4 separate regions of the Mus musculus genome follow, and all the other regions are linked to region 1. Evidence: chromatin loops called from intact Hi-C (ENCODE). Cell type or tissue: left cerebral cortex. All regions are shown on one strand.

Region 1 (2,500 bases):
GTCTCTAATCATGCCATCAGTTTTTCCTATTCTTATTAGTCTTCTCTGATGACTAATTATGGATCTAGAGTAAGGAGACAGAATAACAGACATCTAGATAGGACTGTTCATGACAAAGAGGTCATCCTGTAGCCAGGCCTGGTGGTACAGGCCTGTAACCCAGCTACATGCAAGGCTGAGGCAAGAGGGTTATTAGTCAAGAGCTGCCTGGGTTATAGAATGAATTAAAGGCCATCATGAGCAAACTAGGGGTCGAAAAATAAAAAGCAAAGGAGGGTTAGAGATATAGCTCAGTGGTGGCCCATATGCACTATACAGACAAGGCCCCGGCCCAGGCTTCAGTCTTGCTGAAAATAAACATAAATAAAGAAAAAAGAACCCATGGTAAGTGCATGTGTGCCCATGGCTCCCCTGCAGTGGCTAGTAGCTTGACCCAAGAGTGTCTCTTAGAGCCTGTGGAGTCAAGTTGCATCTCATGGTTCTGCCCGTGCAGTAAGCTTTCCAGGCAAAGATGGGCTCAACCCACCATCTTGAAAGATTAAACCGGCCCATTGAGAAGTAGGATGATAAGAAAGGCAGTGTCCTAGGCCTTTTGATTCCCAGTCAGTAGACTCAGCACCAGCAGCAGTCTCTAGGATGACCAGAGGCATTGGCCACTGCTCTTGATTTCCATGACTTATCTCCTTCTCGATCCACAAGGCTTCTAGAAACCCCACTTCCTATGATAGCTTGTTCATGTCTCTGTTCCTTGTGTCATTCAATGGTATTTTTGTCTGTGAAGGAACCACCACTCATTAAAGGTGAGTGGCATTTCAAAGGTCCTATTGTGTGCCACGCAGGGTTTAACATGCTCTTCTGTAAGATACCAGATTGGATAGCTGTCAGTTAGGAGTAATCGCCATCCCACTTCACAGATGAGGAGCTGCACACCCCCCCCCCCCCAGATCAGCTCTCTCTCAGGCTCCCAGTTGTCCCCAGGCTAATGAGGAAGGGGTTCTTCCTACTTAGTTACTACATGAGAGAAAAGATCCCTGTAGGCCAGGAGATAGGTTTGGAGGCTTCCTAGGAAAGTTCAAAGTTGGGGAGCAATGGTGTCTCTCTGGGTCTCAGCTTCTTTTTCTGCAAAATGATATCATTAGTACGGCCAGTCAGAGTAACCCGAAACCTACGAGTTGGACAGGAACACGGAACCTAAACCTCACGTTCACAAAGGTCCTCCATCTTCCCCAGTGGCTGCTCTCCTCCTCCCTCAGCCCTTGCCTTCCTTTAGCCTCCAGCCTCCTGCCTTTTTCCTGTGCCCGCCCAGCAACCTTAGTCATGCTGGATCCGGGCCCAGTCTACTTGGCTGCAGTCTGCTGCTCACTGCACTCATTATTCCAGGCACCCTGTGATTTACTTTTCTAGTGAGTTAATTGCAAAATCCATATGGAGTGGAGAGAAAACATCCACCCAGGCTTGCCATGAAAAGCAGGGCACAGAGGAAGCTTTCCATCTTGGCCGGCGCAGCCTGCAGAGGCAGGGGGAGGAAGCCGTTGCCACATGGTTTGTGCACAGAGCTGAGCTGCCAAACTCAACACGAGGCATGAGGTGTTTGGACCCAGTGATTCCCTTTTGATTTTCCCCTCTCATCCCTTTAGACAGACATCTCTCTCAGCTTGTGAGACACGCTATGGGCATAAGGTCTAGGTGATCAAAGACGACTCTGGGAGCTTTGCTAAAGATGCCATTCCCGAGCTTCTCCCTCCAGAGTCTCATCTAATAAATCTTGGCTGGGGCCATGCTTCACCCCCTGTACGCTGTTAGTCTGGGCAATCTGTAGACCAAATGTTGGGAAATAAACCTTTGAGGTGAAGGCCGGTGGTTGAGGCATTAGCAGAACTTAAGAGAAGTTCTTGGTTTTCATCTATCCATTACGTGCCCTTGGACAAGTTATGACTTGGAACCTTAGAGTGCTTGAAATCTCTAAAGCAGGAAGCAGAATGCCTGCCCTACATGTGCCTCGAGAGCATAACACCACGATGCTGTAAGCCTTTGACACAACCCCTGCCTCATGTGGAAGCTGCCCACCCCCCACCAAAAAAAAAAAAAATCCCAAAGACAATTCACTTTTCTTTCCCGAGAAGGTGTTCTGTAAAACTAGCCTGCAGCAACGTAGCTACTGAATGCTAATCTATTTCTGAATGTGTTTACTGTTTACAATATCCAGGGGCCTTGAGGGGGAGAATCAGCTCTTGTTTTGAAAGCACTTTGTAGATGAAAAGGTGTTCAACCCTCAGGAGACTTGGTTGGTGGAAGTTTAGACAAATGTTTATTTTAATTTGCTGTGTTATAACTTATTAAAAAGCCTCTCCAGTGTGGAAGGACTATTTTGGGTCTCACAAGGGATCCAGTAGTTTTGAATAGCTTGTCATTAACTCATTCATTTGTTCAAGCAACTCTACCTGAGCACCTGGGCACCAGGACTGGTGAACAAATGCCACCCCCGGGACTCTGCCTCTGA
Region 2 (2,500 bases), 68 kb before region 1:
TAGAATTGGAAAACTTTGGTGCCATTATTGTAATCCCAAGCCCTCTCACATCCAGTCTTATGTCCACCCCATAGTGGCTTGGATCCCCTGCAAGAACATCTTTGTGGAGAAATGCACTGGCTGCCGCTGGGCAGGTGGGTATCTCTGGCCAAGTGTAACAGTACAGGATCTGGGTGGTACTCTTTCGCTACACCCTCACACCTCCTTCTCTTGAGGAAAGCAGAGAAAAGGAGCGAACCATGGAACTATGGGCAGGCAGGTCATGCTGAAACCCAACAGTTCTGCCCGTGGTCAGACTCAGCTCTGTAGCTGCCTGCAACTTCAGGCTAGGGCACTTTGAAAAACAGCCTTGGGCTTCAGGCAACATCCTTTCTCTCAGTTTTCATAATGTTACTGAGGAGCACTGAATTCCTGCTAGTTTCAAAACCTTGTAGGGAGAATCTAATGAAGCAACAGGTGACTATGTCTGGCGCGGTCGCTTTGCCCACAGCAGCAAGCCAATCAGTGCAACATGTCCCCCACCCTCCAATTTGGGTCTTTGTCTCTGTTCGGTGTTTGTCTCCTGCTGTCTGTGATCCTCTGTTTCGTGCACCTGTCACGGAATAAAGTCTCCTTCATGGGGCAGAGACAGGAGCTACCTACCCCAAGCCCACAGAACCACCCAGGTCCCTGTCTGCCCACAAGCCCACCATGCACCAAGCCACTCCACCCCTGCAAGATGCAAGCGGTCGAGAGCAGGCATAGCCCACGAGAAGAAAGAAAAGCAACAAACTATTAAAAGTTAGCAAAAAAGAGAAGCACTTACCGTTTGCTGCGACCCCCAGGCTGGCGGAGCCACTTTTAACTAAGAATGAATTAGGGACAAACTCTTCCTCAGAGTCTGAGTCCGGGGTTGGCTGGGCCACACCGTTGCCTAGCAACCGCCTCTGGCTCTCATTGGCCGGAGGGGAGGGGGGCGGGGAGGGGGACTGCTCAATAGGGGTTGATGAAGCAGATGAACAATGCAAGGGAGCACCTGCGGGCCACAAAGACAAACACAGACAGAAAAAAATAATAATGAAAATCGATTTCGAGGCACACGGGGAAGGGGAGGCAACAAAATAAAACACGCATCAACGGGGGAGGGGGCTCTGAACGCGACGATCCACTGCACGTGTGGCCCGCACAAGGGCTGTCCCTGTGCAGAGAAAGTTGGCGAGCAAGCGCTCCTTCTGAAGAGCAGGGACAGCTCACAAAAGTGGGCCTAGCAGAATACCTCAGAAACAGCAGGAGGGTCTTCTTGTTTAGCCTTTCTTTAACAGAGGCCGGAAAACCCCGGGTTGTCTTCTGCTGACTGCGCTTTTTTTTTTTTTTTTTTTTTTTTTTTTACAGAACAACCGGCTGCCCTCTATAAGCCACAGTGGCCTCTCTGGTAAAATGAGCAGCCAGGGTTGGGTGAAGGCCGAGCCCTTGCGACCCAGCCATTCTGTGATGTCACTGAACTGAAATGATGTTCTTATTAGTGAGATTTGAATCCAGCTAGCCTGCAATAAGTCCCGGGCCTCATAAAAAGGTAGTGAGAGCTGGAAAAAATGATCTAAGGCTCTCCCCCACCTTTAGTAGCTTAAGAACGTCAGCATACCAGTGTTTTAGTTCTCCGAGGATCTAACATTTTTTTTTACGATTCTTAAATTCTGACATTCTTTGCAAACTTCTTGCAATCAAGGGTTTTAGTGGTCTTACTCACTCCCTTAAGCAAAGAGCGTAACGTAATGCCAGGCTCACGGAAAGCACAGAGGAGACACTTGTTGCACATATTAGTGCTAGAGATCTGATAGACTAGGATCCTTATGCTCTGATAGCTGAAATGATAACATTTCTAAGTCTGTCATATTAAGACACTGGCATTTTATGGGTTCCAAAAGGCAGAGATCCTGACTCTGATCTTCTGTGATATAGGGCTATTACAAAGTTCTAAGGGTACGGCTTTCAACAGTTCTAGGAACAAATGCCCAACTCTTCAGAAGGAAGGGACAGCTCGGGAGAGTTCACCTTCTTGTCTGCGGAGAACCTTTCCACACATGCAGTACATCGAGTACAAGAGAGGACATAAGCACAGACACATACACAGGTATACAGTACAACATAGGCATTGCCCGGCAGCAAGGGCTGTTACTGTCTCACACCTGGACTGGCAGAATATGTGTAAGACATAGCCCTATGTCACCAGTTCTGCGAAGGGCCACAGCCTCAGGAAACACAGCCCATCCCAGATCAGAACATTTAGCAGGATCCTTAGAGGCACAGAACTTCTGATTTGGGTGGTACACATAACAGAAGGCCTCATGGTTCAAAGCCATGTATTTTACAGCTCCCACCATGTGACTGTCAACCCCTGAGTCTAACTGCCAGTCACTGCTTCATAGAATTGCTTCATGACATTTGGCTGGTTCATTTCAGAGCTTCATTAAGGACAATGCAGAAAGTGGGGAATCAGTGACCAAGGTACATTATTTGGGGT
Region 3 (2,500 bases), 76 kb before region 1:
ACCAAAGGGCAAGAAGGAAACCAGCTTTCACTGGGCATTGCTAATAGAGAAAACACTGTGTCTTCTCATTTGCACAGCAATCCTGTGAAGCTAATAAACCTGACAGAACAAGAGATAGAACAGGAAGAGGTTGAGCAGATCCCAGGTGGCCACCCATCACAGCGGGGATCCACTTACCAACCCCCCCATTCCCAGCCCATCTTTACCCTGATTCCACATTGTGCCATTTCTGGTTCTTCTGGTCTTATAAAGCAAAGAGATTTTTTTAAAGTTGCTGAATCTCAAACACCTACATAAATAATGGCAGTTCAGAGGAAGCCACATGGTTTCCTGGTCCACACTGAGAGCCATTAACCAGTAATGGGGGATCCAGCTGAGCTCAAAGCACCCAGCTCAGACCTGATGACAGGGGCAGAGGGCCAGAGACAGAGGGGGAGGGCAGGAACAGATGGCCTGCAAAGACCCAGCAGAGGCGAGGGAAGACGCCAGGGTGGGGGGAGCTGCCTGAGACGTTTGTTCTCAAGGTGGGAAGGCTGTGAAGGTGGCACTAAATGTGTAGACAGCATTCTAGAAAAGGCTGCCAAGCTGTGTCCCCTGTGGATGGTCTTCAGTGTCTGCTGGGAACACCCATTGAGTATTTCTCCCATGGGGAGGGCCTCTTTCTTTAACCCTTTTCATGAAGTAGAGGAAACCTCAGATGGGCACCCAGTGTGTGCTTTAACATTCAACACTTGCCAACGTCCCTGTTTAACAAAGAGAGCCAAGGCTCTGCCCCACAGCTTTGAGCAGGCATGTTCTCACTAGAACATGATAACCTGCTTTCATTGTATTTATTTTTACAGTTAGCTTCTATTTATGGCCAATCATACGCTTGCCATATGGCAAGGGAATTGCAGTCCCAGTATACAATTCCCTCTTAAAACAAGAAAATTCAGTAAAATCCAAAAAGTTTTGGGAAAGAGGCAGTTTAAAAGAACATAAATAATGGTGTAGGTAGGCATGGTTTGAGGGTCTACGCTGTGACAGGGACACAGAGACAAAGCCTGGAAAACATTGTTTCAGTCCAGGTCCCTCAGTGTCCAGACCCAAAGACTCCCGAGGGTGACACAGAAGGTCAGAGACAGGCTGAAGGGGTCACTTGGGTGTCCTTATCTGCAGCCCCCTCACTAGTGGAATCCCATGCCAGCTCCAGGTCTGGGCAGTGCCATCAGCTGAGATTTGTAACTGGACAGTAAGCTTTGTCGATGACAGAGTGCTTTACAGACAGGACTGACTGGAGTACAAGCCAATCCCAAAAAGACACAGAGCTGCCTCTGCACATTTTACCTCCAGCACGCAGTGCTTGCCGAGCCCTGAGCTCAGTCATCCTTGAGGCTCTGTGCATCTAAGAAAACGAGCTGATTGCGTGTGAGTGGGCTTTAGGAAAGGGGTTTGTCTGAATGGGAATTATGCTAACTTTCTCTGTCTCCTTGGCTTCCTTCCAGGCTCCTCTTCAACAGCCTGGGCACCCTGGTGTCAGGAGGTACTTTCTGATGTGGTCTGCTGTAAATGAGGACTCTGTAGAGCCAGCCACTCACATACCAACGAGAACACAAATCAGGCTGTTTCCAGATGGGAAAAGTCAGGACACACGGCTGACATGCCTCTTCATGGGGTGGCTTTGGGGTCCTGAGAGCCAACCAAGCCACACACTAAACCTGGTGGTATTTTGGTATTTTTTAATACAACTGCATTTGGGGGAAATGAGTGGGAAAGGGATGCCAGAGGCTGCATTCTAGTCACGTGAGTGACTAATGAGAGGGCCCTGGCTTCCCCTGGACATTGGGTTATATTAATTCAAAGTGTGACTTGTTTATTTTGTAGGGTCAAAGAGGACCCTTACCTTCTAGAAAGCCAAAGTGGCAATTAGATTATAGTCACCAGGGTTTGCCCGGGGTAATGCATGAGAAAGGGCTTTGTAAACTACATAAAATAGAAATGACCCTGTTGAGGCTGTCCCTGCCGCCCCCAATTAGGGGCCATAATAGTTTGTTCCTGGTGGGAGGCATAGGTCTAGTTAGGGGAGCACCTGGCAGAGGACAAAGAGTACAGGCACTGAGGCCACACTGAATCCTGATTGCACTAGGGCCAGTTTCTATCTGCATGGCTGTGTCTGTGTGGCTCAGTGCCCTGGTCCTGGGATGGCTGTGTGTCCTATGTAAGTGGGAAGGGAGAAGAAAGGACATTAACTGACTTTTCAATGTAGCTGTGATTATTTTTTTCAAGTTAGGAATCAGGCAAAGCCAAAGCTGACCTCCATACACTTGAAATTGGGCCAGGAAATGGAGTCACAAGCAGAGATGGTATCTGTTCTAAGGACAGTGAGACATCCATACATTGTTGGCAGAGAGATAGCTCAGCCAGTAAAGTGCTTGTCTAACAGGTGTGAGGACTTGAGTTTGATTTCTGGCACTAGATAAAAAGCCGAGTGCTGTGGTGAACACTTAAAATCACAGTGCCA
Region 4 (2,500 bases), 53 kb after region 1:
GCAAGTTCTTAATAGTAAAGTTCTAATTATTATTTTTTTAAAAAATTTCAATAATGTATTACATAATAGCAATTACTATACTATTCATTAAATTCATGTTAACTAAAGAAGTAGCTTTCATCTTTATCATCACACCAAGTCCTCCCAGCAACCCCCAAGAGAGGACTCTGTTATCTCCATCCAGTTTACAGATAGGGAAACAGAGGCAAGCTGACTTGCCAGAGGCAGATACTAGTTCTGCACTGCTGGCACGGAGGACAGGGTGAAGACATGGTGCCCAGGGGCCCATTTTCTTTCTTCTGGGCCAAAGAGCTTACCAGGCAGAGCTGCTCCCTCCTCTGTTGTAAGGCCACAGAGGGACTCTATCAGTTCTTAAAGTCTCTGCTTCTCAAAGCCCAGACAACCCAAAATTCCTTGCACTTTATACCGTGGCTTCCTCTCTGGCTTTCCAAAGCATTCCTAGCCAGCTGTGCTTCCTCTCTGTGGTCTGAACAGATAATTAAAGCCCAGATTCCTTCTTCCAGAACATATATTTGGAAAATAAAAATTTTCCTCATTTTTTTTAATCTCACAAACAAACAAACAAACAACAATGAAGAAAACCAGGTCCCTCAACCCTTCAAAATAGAACAAAGGAATCCTAAAAACCATTTACAAGCAGCATCTTACACTAGAAGTCAGGGGAGATCAAACAATAAACTGTCAATACAGTACCAAACAGTGACCATTAGAGTTACCTGGACATCAGTGGCTAGCCACTAACTTCCCACGGTGGTCATAGTCACACATACTTTTTAGAACTCCAACGTGAAACTAGGCAAGAAGCCTTAAAAAATGAACACCACTTGACTTGGAATTGGGAGTCTACAGAGCACAAGACAATAACACCAAAGCATACAGATAACTATAAACTGTGACAATGGGCCAGGCTCTCCTACTTAGGCAGCATAAGAAGTTGTTGAGAAGGGAAATGCCCTCCCCACAACTGGTGAAGGCTGAAAGGGAGGACTCAGCAATCGCAGGTACACACGTCGTTCTCAACTCACATGATCCTCTGTCCTCAGGGCTGTCTGCTGTTTTGCAGTGGCCTGCCCAAGTAGCATTATCTGCTGCCTTCCACAGCATCATCCTGGGTCTCCTGTGTTGCCTCCATCCCATCTCCTGGCCAGTGATAGTCATCTTTCATGGATGCCATGTGATCATATCACTCCCAATGCAGGCTTATTTCTCCGGCTTCCCCCCTCCTCCTAGCAGATCGCCAAGCTCTGCCCCCAGGACCCTCCTGTCTCCTCCCTTCCAGATGCTCATTAAGCCCTAGAAATGTGCTCCCAGTCAGGCACCTGCTTGTGTGCAGACTTTACTCAGCATGAGTCAGAGAACTTGCCTTCCAAAGCAGGCCCTTAACTGGAGATGGCTCCTCCCAAGCATTTGCCTAAGGAAGACTCATCGTGAAGAAGAGCTGGCGGCAGGCCACCAGAATAGGCTCCCACCCTCCAGGAACAGGGGCACACCCGATCCCACAAAGACGAGGAGCAGAAGGAGCACTCGACTAGCAGATGCACATGTTAGTTTGCATTTGGTCCCCTCTCTCCTAGACACATTCTCTTGTTACGGTAGGCATGTGATGTGCCTTGTCGAGGCTCAGGGGCTTCCAGGTGCAAACCAGACCAACATGCCTGGCCCCAGAGTCATAAACAACAGCAACTTTATCACCATTCCGGGACATCATCGCTCTGAAATCGATGTAGCATAGCAACTAGAAAAACCAGAATTTTCACCCCAGCACCCAAACCTATGGTAATGAATGAGCACGAAGGTCGGCTTTACTCATCCTTCAGGTAAGAACATAGAGAGCCCCTTCAGCTCCTTGCTAACTGACCTCAAACAAGATGTCACATGTAGAAATGACCTTGTAAATGGTTCAACAGGGACAAATGTAACCATTTATTCTGCCATGCCCAAACCTGCTTCCTCAAAGCTAGTAGGTACCCCAGACATCACAGAGACATCTTGCCATCAGGTCCCCTTGAGCCTTCCCTCCCTCTGTTTGTGTGACCCCATTGCCCAGCCATTTCCAAAGCCATTGGTTTGCTTCAGGTATCGCCAGGGCTGTCCCTTGGGTGGGGCTCAACTTAAGAGAGGGCTCCTGGATTTTCCTTCGTGGGAATCATGCCTAGTCTGTTTCTTCTGTCCTTTGCAAGGCCTCCCTACGGACTTCTGTGTGCGTTCCACTCTTCACATCATTCTCCCTGCCTTGCCGTAGTCCAGGGTCTGAACTGAAGGTCTATGGGTGTTGAGGACAGAAACGTAGCAGTGTCTTTCTTGCCTTTGTCATGTCTTCTCTTGGGAAGGATGACGTCATCATTTATTTTAGTTTTGTGTGTGTGTGCGTGTATGTGTGCACTCACCATGCATGCATATTTCTAGATACAGGAGAGGGTATTTGAGGAGCCAGAGAGGGTATCAGAGCCCCCTGGAGCTGCAGTTATAGGCAATTGCG

The links. Hi-C counts contacts between places; a loop is a spot of excess contacts. Peaks named below come from ENCODE experiments on the same cell type or tissue, not always from the same donor. Only the 100,000 strongest peaks of a DNase experiment are listed, where the experiment ranks them.
Region 2: a loop joins it to region 1, with 2.2 times the contacts of the local background. A loop is called at or near these places in 3 of 42 quality-filtered maps.
Region 3: a loop joins it to region 1, with 7 times the contacts of the local background. A loop is called at or near these places in 3 of 42 quality-filtered maps.
Region 4: it touches region 1 in a loop (8-fold over the local background); 2 of 42 quality-filtered maps call a loop at or near these places.

The regions. Positions count from the first base shown.
Region 1 is chr7:96,574,369-96,576,868 of GRCm38, reverse strand. All of the region lies in intron 6 of Tenm4 (teneurin transmembrane protein 4), which reads right to left. Among named protein-coding and RNA genes, the nearest start is that of Gm15413, 230 kb to the left of the region's middle. In left cerebral cortex, no CTCF peak of the experiment used is centred here; a DNase peak (open chromatin) is centred at 1,428; H3K27ac peaks cover 1,111 bases.
Region 2 is chr7:96,642,514-96,645,013 of GRCm38, reverse strand. It overlaps Tenm4 (teneurin transmembrane protein 4), which reads right to left. Exons shown (of 33, transcript NM_001310762.1): 7 at 806-1,015. Among named protein-coding and RNA genes, the nearest start is that of Gm15413, 160 kb to the left of the region's middle. In left cerebral cortex, no CTCF peak of the experiment used is centred here; a DNase peak (open chromatin) is centred at 959; H3K4me3 peaks cover 635 bases.
Region 3 is chr7:96,650,145-96,652,644 of GRCm38, reverse strand. The region is part of intron 7 of Tenm4 (teneurin transmembrane protein 4); the gene reads right to left. Among named protein-coding and RNA genes, the nearest start is that of Gm15413, 150 kb to the left of the region's middle. In left cerebral cortex, no CTCF peak of the experiment used is centred here; DNase peaks (open chromatin) are centred at 550, 790 and 1,388; H3K27ac peaks cover 1,304 bases.
Region 4 is chr7:96,521,048-96,523,547 of GRCm38, reverse strand. All of the region lies in intron 4 of Tenm4 (teneurin transmembrane protein 4), which reads right to left. Among named protein-coding and RNA genes, the nearest start is that of Gm15412, 180 kb to the right of the region's middle. In left cerebral cortex, no CTCF peak of the experiment used is centred here; DNase peaks (open chromatin) are centred at 1,389 and 2,351; H3K27ac peaks cover 1,596 bases.